Linked DNA regions of Mus musculus: region 2 is linked to region 1. A link is a loop called in an ENCODE intact Hi-C map of the cell type or tissue named here. Cell type or tissue: heart. All regions are shown on one strand. Region 1 has its middle 57 kb from the start of 4932414J04Rik. Region 2 overlaps Ugp2 (UDP-glucose pyrophosphorylase 2).

The links. Peaks named below come from ENCODE experiments on the same cell type or tissue, not always from the same donor. Only the 100,000 strongest peaks of a DNase experiment are listed, where the experiment ranks them.
Region 2: a loop joins it to region 1, with 8 times the contacts of the local background. A loop is called at or near these places in 13 of 42 quality-filtered maps.

Annotation. Positions count from the first base shown.
Region 1 is chr11:21,449,986-21,457,985 of GRCm38, reverse strand. No RefSeq gene overlaps it. Among named protein-coding and RNA genes, the nearest start is that of 4932414J04Rik, 57 kb to the left of the region's middle. In heart, a CTCF peak has its summit at 4,059 (motif pointing right); no DNase peak of the experiment used is centred here.
Region 2 is chr11:21,347,133-21,355,132 of GRCm38, reverse strand. It overlaps Ugp2 (UDP-glucose pyrophosphorylase 2), which reads left to right. Exons shown (of 10, transcript NM_139297.6): 2 at 727-854; 3 at 1,677-1,784. Among named protein-coding and RNA genes, the nearest start is that of Mir1933, 6.5 kb to the right of the region's middle. In heart, CTCF peaks have their summits at 4,215 and 4,522; no DNase peak of the experiment used is centred here; H3K27ac peaks cover 340 bases.

The sequences.
Region 1 (8,000 bases):
ACTTTCTTCTAATATGTAATGTAGTCTACCATACCTGACTATAATGAGAACTCTATGTTTACCCTGAGATTTCTACTCTTATCCAGTAAACTGCAATGCTTGATTTCTTTCACTATGTCTCTTTCAACACTGGAGGCATTTTGTCTGAATAAGTCAAATCATTCCTTGAGGGCACCTATAATAAAACAATACTGAAGGAAAGCACATAAGACCCTCCACCGACTATCACAGGGACAAATCTGAAACACATCTATGTTACAGGATGCCAAAGAACTTTCAGGAGACCAGTTTCCATGAAACTTTTTGCCTCAGGACTGTGGCCAAGCTTTTGGATTTGTCACACAGACTCTACTGGAGTGGGTGTGGCACAGTATAACCTACAGAAGGGATTTTTACCAACTACACATCTAAGAGAGGGCTAAGATCCAAACCTGAGACAAGATAGCCCAGGAATCTAGGATATAACCAACTACTACAGTTTTACTAAGAGTATGTAGCAATGAAATGACTCCTAATGACAGTAATGTGCTGCACTCATAGATCAGTGCCTTGATCAGACATCTTTAAGAGAAGCCTCCTCCTGAAGCAGATGGGAACAGAGACCCATAGACAGACATTATACAAAGAAAGAGAGACCTTGGAACACCAAGTCAACAGGATATCTCTATCAAATCCCTCCTCTGAGGCCTCAGGAACCTTGTGGAAGAGGAAGCAGTTAACATAAGCCAGAGAGGGTGGAGGACACCAAGGAAAACAAGGCTATTTCAATCAACAGGATTGGTGGATTTCGGCAGTCTATGTTAAAAACACCAAGTAGAGAGCTGTAAGGTGATAATTATGAAAATGGGTAAAATTTACCTGTGATTATTCCATTGCAGAGTTGTAAAAAGCAAACTAAATTCCATAAAGACATCCCACAATGATAGGGGGTGGGGTGAGTGGGAATCCATGTAATTCAAGAAAATAATACAAAATATACAACCGTTTCTTGATCTCTAACAGCACATTCCTACATATATTAAAATCTGTGTGTTCAAATACTTTCTATAAAATGTTTGTTGTTTGTATAATCAAAAGCATACCCCTCTTTATACTTAAATAACCGGTAGACTATTTACCCCTCCAGTTGGCAGTGGGACCTGGAGAGTAGAATTGATGCATGAGGAGGATTACAGTCGCATGCAATCACCAACTTTCTTCAGAGTATCAGAGAATATATACTCTATGGGTTAAGAGGAGTCACATGATCAAAGTGCACACTCAGAGGGAAAGCGTGTGCCTGGCATGTAAACAAATGACAATGGCCAGGTGTGATGAATAATCTGCAGTTAACTCACTCTTATCTGCTACACCTGGGAGACACGTGCACGCACATTCCAAGAACAATTACTTGTTTTGGAAAAACTGAGGTCACATGGCTCTTGTTTTCTTGGAGTTTTCTCATAAGCACTCAGAATTCTCTTCATTTGACTCCATTTTTTTGCACGTGTCCCCATAGTAGATCACCAACAATACCCAGCATGCTCTAAGTACTCTTGACAGTGTCCATAGTGCATTGTTTAGGGAAGAACAGCAAACATAGAACACATGTTTAACACAGACATGGGCACCTTTCCCTATGTTATTTTCCACTCAAAGTTATCTTAATACACAGGTGCAGAACCTGTGGGTATGGAGGGCTAATTGAAGTACTGTGTATCATATTGGGAAAGTCAACATGTATGTATAATTAAATATGTGGTTGTTGGTAATTTAACTCAGGTCCTCTGCAAGAGCAGTCAGTGCTCTCAACCACAGAGCCATCTCTCCAGCCCCAAAGATAGAAATCTGAAAGTATGAAAATGGTGTGTGTGTGGGGGGGGGTCCCTTGACAAGCTGTGGTCACATGCACATCTGAACAGAAAGGGCAGTTGTTATAATAAGGATGAATACAGGTGAGATCTTTAAAGCTAGGAGTTCATCTTGACCTAATAGAGCACTGCTATTGTAAAGAGATAGTAATGAGGCTGCCATAGGAAGAGATCAGATAGGAAGTTCTCTTTTGTAATGAATGTTTGAAAGAAGAAAGGTGTTGATCTATATAGATACACTTAAGTTTGTACATGCTATTAAAAGTGCATGTGTGTGCTTATGTGTATGTGTTTCTATCCTATTAGCCGGAAGAAGTACACAAAAACCTGTTAGACAATTAAAATAATTCTGCAGTATAGAGGACATGCTCATTTCTACCCAGGACCCTCTTCTTCATCATTCTAAGTGACCCTCATTATTTTGTTCTTGAAGAAACTGCTTCTAGGTATTATTTGGGCTACTGATTTCTAGCTATCCCCTTATGGGGAGTGCATGATGTTCAAAAAGCTTAACTTTAAATTCATGGGGAATAGTACTCCATTGTGTAGATGTACCACATTTTCTGTATCCATTCCTCTGTTGAGGGGCATCTGGGTTCTTTCCAGCTTCTGGCTATTATAAATAAGGCTGCTATGAACATAGTGGAGCATGTGTCCTTCTTACCAGTTGGGGCATCTTCTGGATATATGCCCAGGAGAGGTATTGCTGGATCCTCCGGTAGTACTATGTCCAATTTTCTGAGGAACCGCCAGACGGATTTCCAGAGTGGTTGTACAAGCCTGCAATCCCACCAACAATGGAGGAGTGTTCCTCTTTCTCCACATCCACGCCAGCATCTGCTGTCACCTGAATTTTTGATCTTAGCCATTCTGACTGGTGTGAGGTGGAATCTCAGGGTTGTTTTGATTTGCATTTCCCTGATGATTAAGGATGTTGAACATTTTTTCAGGTGCTTCTCTGCCATTCGGTATTCCTCAGGTGAGAATTCTTTGTTCAGTTCTGAGCCCCATTTTTTAATGGGGTTATTTGATTTTCTGAAGTCCACCTTCTTGAGTTCTTTATATATGTTGGATATTAGTCCCCTATCTGATTTAGGATAGGTAAAGATCCTTTCCCAATCTGTTGGTGGTCTTTTTGTCTTATTGACGGTGTCTTTTGCCTTGCAGAAACTTTGGAGTTTCATTAGGTCCCATTTGTCAATTCTCGATCTTACAGCACAAGCCATTGCTGTTCTGTTCAGGAATTTTTCCCCTGTGCCCATATCTTCAAGGCTTTTCCCCACTTTCTCCTCTATAAGTTTCAGTGTCTCTGGTTTTATGTGGTACATCTACACAATGGAGTACTACTCAGCTATTAAAAAGAATGAATTTATGAAATTCCTAGCCAAATGGATGGACCTGGAGGGCATCATCCTGAGTGAGGTAACACATTCACAAAGGAACTCACACAATATGTACTCACTGATAAGTGGATATTAGCCCAAAACCTAGGATACCCAAGATATAAGATACAATTTCCTAAACACATGAAACTCAAGAAAAATGAAGACTGAAGTGTGGACACTATGCCCCTCCTTAGAAGAGGGAACAAAACACCCTTGGGAGGAGTTACAGAGACAAAGTTTGGAGCTGAGATGAAAGGATGGTCCATGTAGAGACTGCCATATCCAGGGATCCACCCCATAATCAGCATCCAAACGCTGACACCATTGCATACACTAGCAAGTTTTTATCGAAAGGACCCAGATGTAGCTGTCTCTTGTGAGACTATGCCGGGGCCTAGCAAACACAGAAGTGGATGCTCACAGTCAGCTAATGGAAAGAGCACAGGGCTCCCAATGGAGGAGCTAGAGAAAGTAGCCAAGGAGCTAAAGGGATCTGCAACCCTATAGGTGGAACATTAGGAACTAACCAGTACCCCGGAGCTCTTGACTCTAGCTGCATATGTATCAAAAGATGGCCTAGTCGGCCATCACTGGAAAGAGAGGCCCATTGGACACGCAAACTTTATATGCCCCAGAACAGGGGAACGCCAGGGCCAAAAAGGGGGAGTGGGTGGGTAGGGGAGTGGGGGTGGGTGGGTATGGGGGACTGTTGGTATAGCATTGGAAATGTAAATGAGCTAAATACCTAATAAAAAATGGAAAAAAAAATTCATGGGGAAAACTTACATTATCTGTAATCCACCACTGACCAGAAGATGGCTCCAAAGAGCAACAAAACTCATGTGCTATTATTAAAGAGTGATGTACTTGTCATGCTAGAAACCTTCCTGTCATTCTGTGAGTCACTTTCATATTCATGTTAAATTGACTAAATGACAAAGTTGACTTGCTAAATTAGTTTATGTAGAATAAATACTCTGATAAAAATCTAAGAAGCAAACACTTGAAATTCGGTGTGAAGATTTTTGTTTTTTAATTATCTTTAATCTTTTTTTTTTTTTTTTACAGTTCAGTCATTATCCCCCTCCCAGTCCACCCTCTGATAGTTCCTCATCCCATTCCTCTCCTGCACCCACCACTACCACCACCACCCCCATCTCCAAGAGGATATCCCCACTCCCACCCTGCCAGGTCTCCCCACGCCCTGGAGTCTCAAGTCCAGGGTTAGGTGCATCTTCTCTCACTGAGGCTAGACCAGACAGTCCTCTGCTGTATATGTGTTGGGGGTCTCGTACCAGCTAGTGTATGCTACCTAGTTGGTGGCTCAGTGTCTGATAGCTCTCAGGGGTCCAGGTAACTTGAGACTGCTGGTCTTCCTATGGGGTCACCCTCCTCCACAACTTCTTCCAGGCTTTCCTCTGATTTCAGTGCATTTATTGGGTGTATCTGCATCTGTCTCAATCTGTTGGGCCTCTTGAAGGGCAGTCATGTTAGGCTCCTGTCTGTAAGATACCATAGCATCAGTAATAGTGTCAGGCCTTGGAACCTCTCCTTGAGATGGATCCCAATTTGGGTTGGTCACTGAACCTCCGTTCCCTCAGTCTCTTCTCCACTTTTGTCCCTGCAGTTCTTTTAGACAGGAACAATTCTGGGTCAGAGTTTTTGACCATGGGATGGCAACCCCATCCCTCTACTTGATGCCCTGTCTTTCTACTGGAGATGGACTCTACAAGTTCCCTCTCCCTACCATTGGGCATTTCATCTAAGGTCCCTCCCTTTGAGTCCTGAGAGTCTCTCATCTCCCAGATCTCTGGCACATTCTAGAGGCTACACACACACACACACACACACACACACACACACACACCTCCCAAGGTTACCTGTTCCCGTTCATAATGCTAATCCTCAGGGCTTCACTCATATTTCCCCTCCCAATACCCGATCTTGTTCCCCCTTTTTCCTCTTCCTCCCTTGTTCCTCCTTCTGTCCTCCCAACCCTGCCCCCAGTGACTGCTTACTTCCCCCTCCCAAATAGGATTGAAGCATCCTCACTAGGGCCCTTTGGCTTATTAACCTTCTTGAGTCCTGTGGATTGTATCCTGGGTAGTCTTTACTTTTTTTGGCTAATATTCACTTATTAGTGAGTACATACCATGCATGTCCTTCTGGATCTGAGTTACCTCACTTATGATGATATTTTCTAGTTCCATATTTATTTTGTCTATCTATCTACCTACCTACCTATCTATCTACCTGGCTATCTCTCACTAGTGCAACACAGATAGCAATAGTAAACCATGTGGACCAATTGTCACTGTTAAGTAGCATTTACAAACACTATAAACAAGGATTGGGCATAGTTAGCATGTTAAAGCAATATTAATGTACAAAAATCTTTTCTAGATTGGTCTTATTTGGCTTTTAAAAATATAAAACATTAAAATACAAAATGGTATAGGCATAAAATTCATTCTGAATAACAAATCTAAGAAATATACATAATGTCTTATAACTCACATTTTTATATGATATGTGATATTTTATAGTAACAGTTCTAGGAATGACAAATATATTTGTAATTAATAAAATATAATACATTATATACCACATATCATACATTTAATATTATATTATATAATCAATATTATAATTCAAAATATAATATATAAGAACTAGATATTGTATGTGTTATACATAACATATAATTATATGTAATATATAAGTATAAAATATAAATAATGCTATATGTTATATTAGCTAGAATTCTCTCTAATCTTTCATAAAATACATTATTTCTCAATGACTCAAGTAAGTAACATTGAATAAATACTTGCTATGTTCTATAGAAGCTGTTTGGGTACTTTATATACATAAATTAATTTAATTTTCAACACTACTCTGTAAAGTAGATACCATTATTATTCCTATTTTTCAAATACAGAGGCATAGAGTAATTAATTTAAAATCAAATAAGTGATATGGGCAAATACAAACTGTAGTGGTTTAATTCTTGTTCCAGTGGCCCCTTATGCATTCACTCATGTGTAAATAGCCAATGCTTTCCAAAATATCATACAAAACACATGTCTAGCCTCCATGAGGGGTGATGATATTAAATTATGGGGATGATAATGTATAGTTGTCTCTCTATACTTAGAGTAGGTTCCAGTATCTTCATGAAGACCAAAATCTTTACATGTCCACATCTGTTTTATAGAATGATATTATATTTACAGATGACCTACATCTACTCTGCATGCTTGATATATCTCTAAGTGATAATTTGTAATACAGTGTACATGCTACATAGCTGTCAAGCTGAATTTTAGACAATAATAAGAAAGGAATCCTTTACATATTCAGTAAAGATTCATAATTTTTAATGTTTTCAATCAGCAACAAGACTCAGTAGAGTGAGCCACTCAGGCATTGGAGCAGTATGACATAAAAAAGAATATTCCAGTCTATATCAAGAAAAAATTTGACATGAAATACAGCCTCACCTGGCACTGCATGGTAAGGCAGAACTTTGGTCATTATATGGCACATGAAACCAAACACGTCATTTCCTTCTACCTGGTGGCCACACTTCTGTTCAAATCTGGTTAAAAGCATGGACTGTGTCAAACATCCAGTGATCGATCATTCCAAAAACAAAGACTGCATCTATCTATTTTGGTCATGAGCCTAGCCTTTAGCACCTGAGCCATATCTCCAGCCTGGGACTGCATTTTAAATTCCAAATACCAGAGAATGAATCTTCAGCCTTGCTAAATTATTTTTAATCTATTGTGGTTTTTTTTCCTCCAAATTTTTTTAATTAGGTATTTTCTTCATTTACATTTCAAATGCTATCCCAAAAGTCCCCCATACCCTCCCCCCACCCACTCCCCTACCCACTTACTCCCACTTCTTGGCCCTGGAGTTCCCCTGTACTGAGGCATATAAAGTTTGCAAAACCAAGGAATCTCTCTTCCCAATGATGGCCGACTAGGCCATCTTCTGCTACATATGCAGCTAGAGACACGAGCTCCGGGGCTACTGGTTAGTTCATATTGTTGTTCCACCTATAGGGTTGCAGACCCCTTTAGCTCCTTGGGTACTTTCTCTAGCTCCTCCATTGGGGGCCCTGTGTTCCATCCAATAGCTGACTGTGAGCAACCACTTCTGTATTTGCCAGGCACTGGCATAGCCTCACAAGAGACAGCTATATCAGGGTCCTTTCAGCAAAATCTTGCTGGTGTATGCAATAGTGTCAGCGTTTGGAGGCTGATTATGGGATGGATCCCCAAGTGTGGCAGTCTCTAGATGGTCCATCCTTTCGTCTCAGCTCCAAACTTTGTCTCTGTAACTCCTTCCATGGGTGTTTTGTTCCCAATTCTAAGAAGGGGCAAAGTGTCCACACTTTGGTCTTCGTTCTTCTTGAGTTTCATGTGTTTTGAAACTTGTAATGGTACATGCCTTTAGTTCCAGCACTTGGGAGGCAGAGGCATGATTTCTGAGTTTGAGGCCAGGCTGGTCTACAGTGTGAGTTACAGAACAGCCAGGGCTATGCAGAGAAACCCTGTCTTGAAAAACCAAATAATCTATTGTGTTTTGTACAGAGTATCATGGTCTGTATGAGTTTGTGATTATAAAATAATTAGGAAAACAGTTTACATTTATACTTATTTTCTAGTCTATACTTCTGTGCCATTAGGCAATTCATTTAAAAATAAATGTGTTGGAGATGGGAAGAAAGAAACAAAAAAAAAAAAGAAAGAAA
Region 2 (8,000 bases), 100 kb after region 1:
TCACTTATTCACTGGTAAGTCTTTTTAAAGCTTCTGTACTAGGATTTTCAAGAACACAACTGATAGAATGAATATACACATTGAATAAGTATTACATTTTATTTATATATATATACATATATATGTATGTGTGCATATATATATATATGTATGTATGTATGTATATATGTATGTATGTGTAGAATGGCTTACAGGCTATGGTCTAGCTAGTCCAATAATGGCGGTATCCCAACAGCAAGTTCAGGAGTCTGGTAGTTGTTCAGTCTATGAGACTGGATTCTCAGCTGGTCTTCAGTATACTCTGGAATCCCACAGGTGTAGGTTCTTAATGGCAGTGAATGAATGAACTTAACAACAAGAGTGAAGGCAGGCAGGCAAAGAGCGTGTCCTTTATATAGGCTGCCAGTAGAAGATGTGGTGCACATTAAAGGTAGATCTTCCCACCTCAGAGATCCAGATTACAGGTGGGTCTTCCTACTTCAAATAATCTAATTAAGCAAAATCCCTTAAAGGTGTACCCAGCCTCTTGGGTTTTAGTTAAGCTAAATGTTGTCAAGTTGACAGCCATCACTCTTTGTTTAGCATACTTCCATCTTGTTATAAAGCAAAGGCCAACAAATTCTCAGACTTTGGTCCATCTTGACTTTAATCTGTAAATAACAAAATTAATAAGTTTCCTTGTTGCTGACTGATACTAATCAGTGACTTTATATTTTTTTATTTAAGATCTTAGCAAAGCTATGTCTCAAGATGGTGCTTCTCAGTTCCAAGAGGTCATTCTCCAAGAACTAGAATTATCTGTGAAGAAAGAATTAGAAAAAATACTTACCACAGCAGCCTCACATGAGTTTGAGGTAAGGATTCAATAGTGTCTTTTGCTTTGTGTGTCAACATGCATAATTGCCACCAGTGGTGATTCTCCAGCCTGAAATGAGCACAGGATGTAACATCAGAAGTTAGCACTGTTGAACACTCACAGATCGTTAATATTTGTTCATAGTACAGCTACTTTCTTTTGTTAAAAAAAAAAACTGAGGAAATTTTCCAAGTCCCCAAAAGAGCATGGACAGGATTACAGTTTATGTTGTGTTTGAGTATCATTGGGTATAGAGATGGTTACCATGTTTAGTCGGATCTGTAACAAGCCATGTCCTCTCTGTGCCTTTTGCCCATAGCCAGGTCTAGCAGAGCTGTGCTAGAGCTCTCAGTTTTCCAGGTCTAGCAGACCTGTGCTAGAGCTATCAGTTTTCCAAAATCGAGAAGCTTTACTTTCTGTCAGTACATTATCTTTTATTTTTCAATTCAATTTGTACTTACTGTTTTGAGGTTAGTTATGTTTTATTCCCTTTTTGTTCTTTTGGTGAGAATTTATTTGCACTCAGAAGTAGTGAAAGATGTTGGAATGTAATAAAAAATAATGTTGAAATTCATAGGGACTAAAATTGTTCAGAGTACAAGACAACTGACTAGCAGGTGATAGTGGAGGGGTTGGCGTGTTAAAAGACTCCTTTAAATATAGTTCCTTTTCACTTTTCTACTTCAGTTTTAAACAGGCCTTAGTATTTTTGCCCTTCTCTATATTCTAATAGTGTAAGAATTTCACTTAAAGGTATTTTTAAAGTAATAGTTTGAATCTAGTTTTACTATGTATTAAACATTTTCTTCTATTTTCATAGCACACTAAAAAAGATCTTGATGGATTTCGGAAGCTATTTCATAGATTTTTGCAAGAAAAGGGACCGTCTGTGGACTGGGGTAAAATCCAGAGACCTCCAGAAGATTCGGTAAGTTTTAGGTAAAGCATAAGAAACTGGGTAATTTGAATGTTGGTTTTACTTTGTAGGTGGGTTGTGAAGATGTAACAGAACCTTCCTAGCAAACATACTGATTTCAGTTTGTGGTCCTTCATGTTGGGTGTGGAGGTAGCCGACCTTTAGCTTAAGGTCTCATCCCCCTGCAGCATTGTCCCACTTTCACACATTGTAATTAGCATCCATTCTACTTTTGTAAAAAGCATCCCGTTTGGATTTCATGTTGTTCTCTCTTCCAACCATTAGATTTCTTTCTGCCTTAAACTTTGCTCAGGCCTTACCCAGACTTTAAAGCTCTCTCCATGCTTTCAGGCCATTTCTGTAACCTTGTCTGCCCATGCCACCAGCCCAGCATACCTTTTGTTTTCTCCTCCCCTGCTTCTAGAGTTCTGCATAGTTAATGGTATGGGATCCTCACCTAACAAACTTCCTGTGTGTTATGGAGGCGTAGCGCTGATGTCTGCACCTGCCATGGGCTGCTAGCAGAAAGCCCCACTGAGGAGGGATAAAGGGCAGGATTAGGTGTTTAAATCTGAGCTCCAGTACTTTGTTTTATGTAAAATGAGAACAGTACCGGGTGTTTTGTGTACTTCACAAGTTGTTAAGATGATATATGTGAAAATAGATTACCGTACTTGAAGCATTGTATGGGCCTGATGTTCTTGCCACGTGTAGTGTTCATTTCTTACACTGCAATCTTGCTTTAACACTTTTAAAATATGATTCAGTGCAAACTAACTGAAGTGTGGTCCCAGTGTACCAGAGTTTGCTGGGGCTCAGGCCTGCTCATCAGTAGCAGTTTAAGCTAATGGAGTCAACATTAGATTTTTTTTTCCTAGTGAGAAAATCATAAATAAGTTCCTGCTTAGGAATACTCTTACTCCCATGTGTAGAAAAGTACCTACATTTTTAAAATTTAGGCCATTTCTTTTCTTTAAAAATCTCTCATTAGTTGCCTTGAGTATATTATCTTATTAGTAACACTGAAGTTAGAATTTTTCTCACTGGGTTGGCGACATAACTTAGTAGGAAATGGACCAGTGCTTGCCATGTGGGTCTAAAGACCTGAGTTCAGGCCCTAGAACCCATATTAGAAGGAAAGAATGAATCCTAAATGTTGTCTTCTGCCCTCTACACATGAGTAATGGGTGCACATGCGGGTGCACAAACACACACACAAATACACAAATATAATAAAAACAATTTAAAAAATTCCTCTTCTTTATAATGTCAATGATAATGGGGGACTCCCTTGTTTTGGTCTTTGTTTTACTGTCCCTGACACATTATTTATTATGATTTATTTCTTCATAGTTACATAGCAGAATTAATATTTTCTTAGCCAAAGAAAATGAGAGAATTCTTCTAGATAGGTATGCTCTTTAAAAAAGAACTACATGTAGATTCATCCAGTTTTTTAAAATGTTTGAGAACAGACCTAACACAATGATAGATTTAGTCACTCTAAGTACTTGGAATTTTTGTCTTGGATTTATTTATAATTGAATAACCTCAGTTGATTATTGTGTGGTGGGCTCCAGCAGCAGACCTGGGAGCCCTGCTGCTTTCTGGACAGTTACTACAGAGCCTGATATCAGCTAAGTGCAAGGCATTGGCCCCTTTGTGCAGCAGCTGCCCACGTGCAGATCCTGGTCCTTGCAGGTGGGTTCCATTGATGTGCTGTGCTTTAAAGTGTCAGTTGGTAGGTTAATGCTGAGGACGAGCCAGCCCTAGAAGCACCCCTTTACTAACTAAACCTAACTAAACAGAGAAGCAAAGGTCAGTCTGAAGTCTGCTCAGTGACTAGGATTAGCTGGGAGTGTACAGTGTGTCCTGTAGTCTCCGCTGCTGTGCACAGAGCCGGAGTGTCACTTGATGCCGAGTTATAACGTACTGGGCAGCATACTGAGAGCTCATCTTTGCCTCCTCTCCTTGTGCCAAAAAGTAGAAAACATTTACTTTTATTTATTTCGTTTTACAGGTACTACCTTTATCAAAAAGATTCTAATACATTTTTTAAAAAGACCCTCAACTGTCTAATCGGTAGCAGATTTAGTTCTAAAGATGTGATTTTCTCATTTTTTTAACAGAGCATTTTTAAAAAGATTTATTTATTTTATTTATACGAGTACACTAATCTACAGACACACCAGAAGAGGGCATCAGATCCCATTAAGATGGTTGTGAGCCCTGGGGATCCAACCCATAAACAACCACCAAAACCAGACACGATTGTAGATGCCAACAAGAGCTTGCTGACAGGAGCCTGATATAGCTGTCTCCTAAGAGGCTCTGCCAGTGCCTGACAAATACAGAAGTGGAGACTCACAGCCATCCATTGGACAGAGCATAGGGTCCCCAATGAAGGAGCCAGAGAAAGTACCCAAGGAGCTGAAGGGGTTTGCAGCCCAATAGGAGGAACAACAATATGAACTAACCAGTACCCCTAGAGCTCCCTGGGACTAAAGCACCAACCAAAGAAAACACTTGTTAGGACCCATGGTCCTGTGAAGGTTATATGCCCCAGTGTAGGGGACTGCCAGGGCCAGGAAACGGAATGGGTGGGTTGGTGAGCAGGGGGCGGGAGGAGATAGGGGGTTTTCGGAGGGGAAACTAGAAAATGAGATAACATTTGAAATGTTGGGCCTGTGTGCAAGCACCTCTGCCTCTTGAGCCATCTTGTAGGCTTGCATCTGTTTTTGTACATAGTTAGGAATATTGCTGTGGTTTGTAAGTAAAGTTTCATTGAAAAATAGAGATATGTACTTCTTGTCTGTAGCTCCTGGTTTTTGCTATATTTACACACTGAACAGTTAAAATTGAGGCAGTATAGGTTACTATAACACTTAAAATATTCAGTGGCTAAGATACATTTAATAAATGCTGATTGATTGTAGCAAGTTCAGACTGCTGAGCTGTACAAGGGAATTTACAATTTTTTTGTGGAGAACGCAGCATTTGTATATAAAACATGTTGGTTGTCTTTTTGAAGAGCCACCTGTAAAAGCATTAAAAGCAATCTCTATAGGATTTTAGATATAATTTTAGACAGTACCCATAGGGTATTTTCAAAAGAAAAAAGTTTTAAAGGGGATCTTCTGGATAAAGGTTGTCTATAGCTTCTGAGTATCATGCTAATGCAATCTGCCCATTATTATTGCTGTAGAACAATTAATCAACCTGAATTTTGTTTAGTAGCACATTGATTTCTGAAGGCTCTTTACCAGTAAGTTGTTTAGGACATGGCCTTCCCACCATTAATTTAATTTCTTGCAAATAAGAAGTTACAGCTTGTTTTGGAGAATTATGACATACATACATTTTTATAATACCTTGCATCAACAACCTTCCAGTAGGTGATAGGGAGAAAGGAAGGATAAGCAACTGATAAGGATGAAAGGTATTAATTCTGTGTGCTGTCAATTTATACCAGCATTATTTAATAAACTAATAACTTGCCTGTTGGCTTATCAGCTGACCTGTGCAGATCTTGTCTGCTGGACCTGGGATCTGAGGACCTGAAAAAATGGGATGGACCACAGTCTAATGCCGTGGACAACTGTACTTCAGTTTCAGTGTGCTTTTATATTCAAATGTAACAAAGCAATGATCCAAGGAAGGCTGTTTGAGTTTAGAAAAACATGTACATAGAGGTCAGTAAGCACAAACTAAATACTAACTATTAACAGACCCGTCCTGTCCCAGAAGTTTCTCAGGACAGACCAATTTAAACACAATTGCTTGGCACATACTGTAGATTATATCTAAGATGGCATGAAAGCACGGCAGAAGGCCAAGTCCAGATTCAGGGTACACTGACCAGGTTGGGTTCTATAGCTATGTACTGACATCCAACTAGAATAGACATCTTATAAACTGAATACAAATGTTTGTCACAGGAGACTCAGAATCACGTCCAAGAGTAGTCCAGGGAATAAAATGTACTTGAGGTAAGAGGCCATCTGCCTTTTTTTCTTGGAGCCTCTCTCACAGTTCCCCAAGGCATTGTTCATCATGGGTCATTGTTTTGACCTTGTTCTGACTGCCACCTGACCTGTTTCAGGTGTTAAATTTCTTACAGAATTTAAACAAGGGTCTCCAGAGAGCAACTTAAATAGTAGAGCCAAATCCTCAGTAGTAATGAGCAGATAAAAGCAAACTCAATTGACATGGCCCCAAATTTAAAACTTTGTTCTTTTAGCTTATCATGAAAGTTAAGCATTCACGTAAGTATTGATAAGATGAGCAGCAGAGAAGAATGTCATCTGCATATCTAATTCCCAGCACCTCAGGAAATTTAATGAGCATCAGGCTGTAAGTGCTTTATGCCTTAGTTGTAATTGTTCCCCTTGAGCTTGTTTTAATTTTTTTCTTCAAAAAGGGGCCATTGATCAAGCTAATTGATTTATTCCTGCTGTGTGTGGGGCGGGGGAGGGGAATGGAGAAACAAGCTCTTGCTGCACTGGCTTAGCTCCACCTGCCATTGTCAGGCGATGCATCGATGCGTCGGACACTGAGGCCTCTGAGTTCCAATCACATCATCTTTGAGCATGCTGTAGCAGTAAGTGACTCCTGGGCAGCTGGGAAGCTGGAGAGGCTATGGAGTCCATTCCACCTACTCTGCCAAGATACTTATGGCAGAATTTTTTTCCTTTCCTCTGTTTTTGTTATTAATTTTCCACTCTTTTACCTATGCTCCATACCTCTGTGGTAAGAGGCCTGGTATCTTACCTTCTATTTCTTTTTTTTTTTTTTTTTTTTTTAACTTTCCTTAACCTTCTCTAAGGGTCATGCCCCATGTTGGGCCCTGGTTATAGGGGGTTTCTGCAAATGCCAAGACCAACAGGGTATCAGACTGTGTAAGGCAAAGAGGAAGTCCAATTTAACACAGCCTTTGTTGGTTCAAACTTCAAAAGTCTAACCTTTAGCAGTTTATTGTAAGTATATATAAGTACAGTACAATTTGGAGAAAAAGCTTGCTGGTGTCACAAAGCCCCCTATGCACGAGGAGGCAAAATGACATCAAAACTCTTTTCAGAGTACATGGCACTTGAGATAAGCTACATATATTATCCTAACGGCCTAGGGGAGGATCTGAAATGGTTTTGGTCATACAGATAGTGTAGTGGTCATTTGGGCTCCTTTGGGTCCAATTTATGGGAGCTTGGTATGCCCTGGCTCTACAGACAGCATAAATCACCAAGTTATTAACCTCCTCCATCCCAGTCTTCTTGGTGGAAAAACAGGCTAAAACATCTCTCTCTTTGGAAAGACAATCCAGGTGTTTAACATTCCTGGTTTCCTTAGTGCTTATCTTTGAGGGCAGGGTCCTTTGTGTTCCTAGATTTGCATGCGTGTGTGCATGCGTTGGAGGTGGAGAGGAAGGGAAGGAGAAATGGAGAAAGAGGGAGGAAGGGAGGGAGGGAGAGAGGGAAGACTGAAGAGAGGAGAGACAGCAACCACTGGACACCATGGTGTGCATGTGCAGGTCAGGACAACCACCAGCATTAGCTTTGATCTTCACTTTCCATCCACCTAGATCTGTCCTAGACTAGCTGCTCGAAGCTTCTGGGCCAGCTAGTTTCTGTTTCATCTCCAAAGACTCATGCCCAGCCACCAATTGTATCTCATGTAAGTAGTTTATGTCATACAATTGAAAAGGAAAAATAGGTCTGTGGTTCTGCTATCCTACCTCTAGATCTCTAATCCACCATGAAGGAATTTCTACTTATAAGGGGAGAATTTTTATATGAAGCAAAGTGATCCACCCATACCTACTCCTTATACTTTCTGCCCTGAAATTATTTGAGAGAATCTTTTACTAATCCTTTTTGGGGGTTGGGATTCTTCAGTTTTGAGCAACTGAATATCCACACATCCCATTTTAAAACCAGGATAACAGCAGAATGTTCACACCAGGTACCGAAGCTTGAGAGATCTTTGTAAGAATTTCAAGCCCCCATAACATTTAGAATTATGTGTATGTGATTTGTTTTTTCCATAGTAGACAGTAGACAGTCAGTGTTGCCATACTCCCATAGGAGACCATGGCCTATGAAGGTTAAGAACTGCTGTCTTACAGATCTGGTTCTGCACATCTCTAATCCCAGCATTCCAGAGGTGGAGACAGGAAATCTATGCAAGTTCAAGACTTGCTGGTCCTACGTAGTAAGTTCCAGGCCAGTCAGG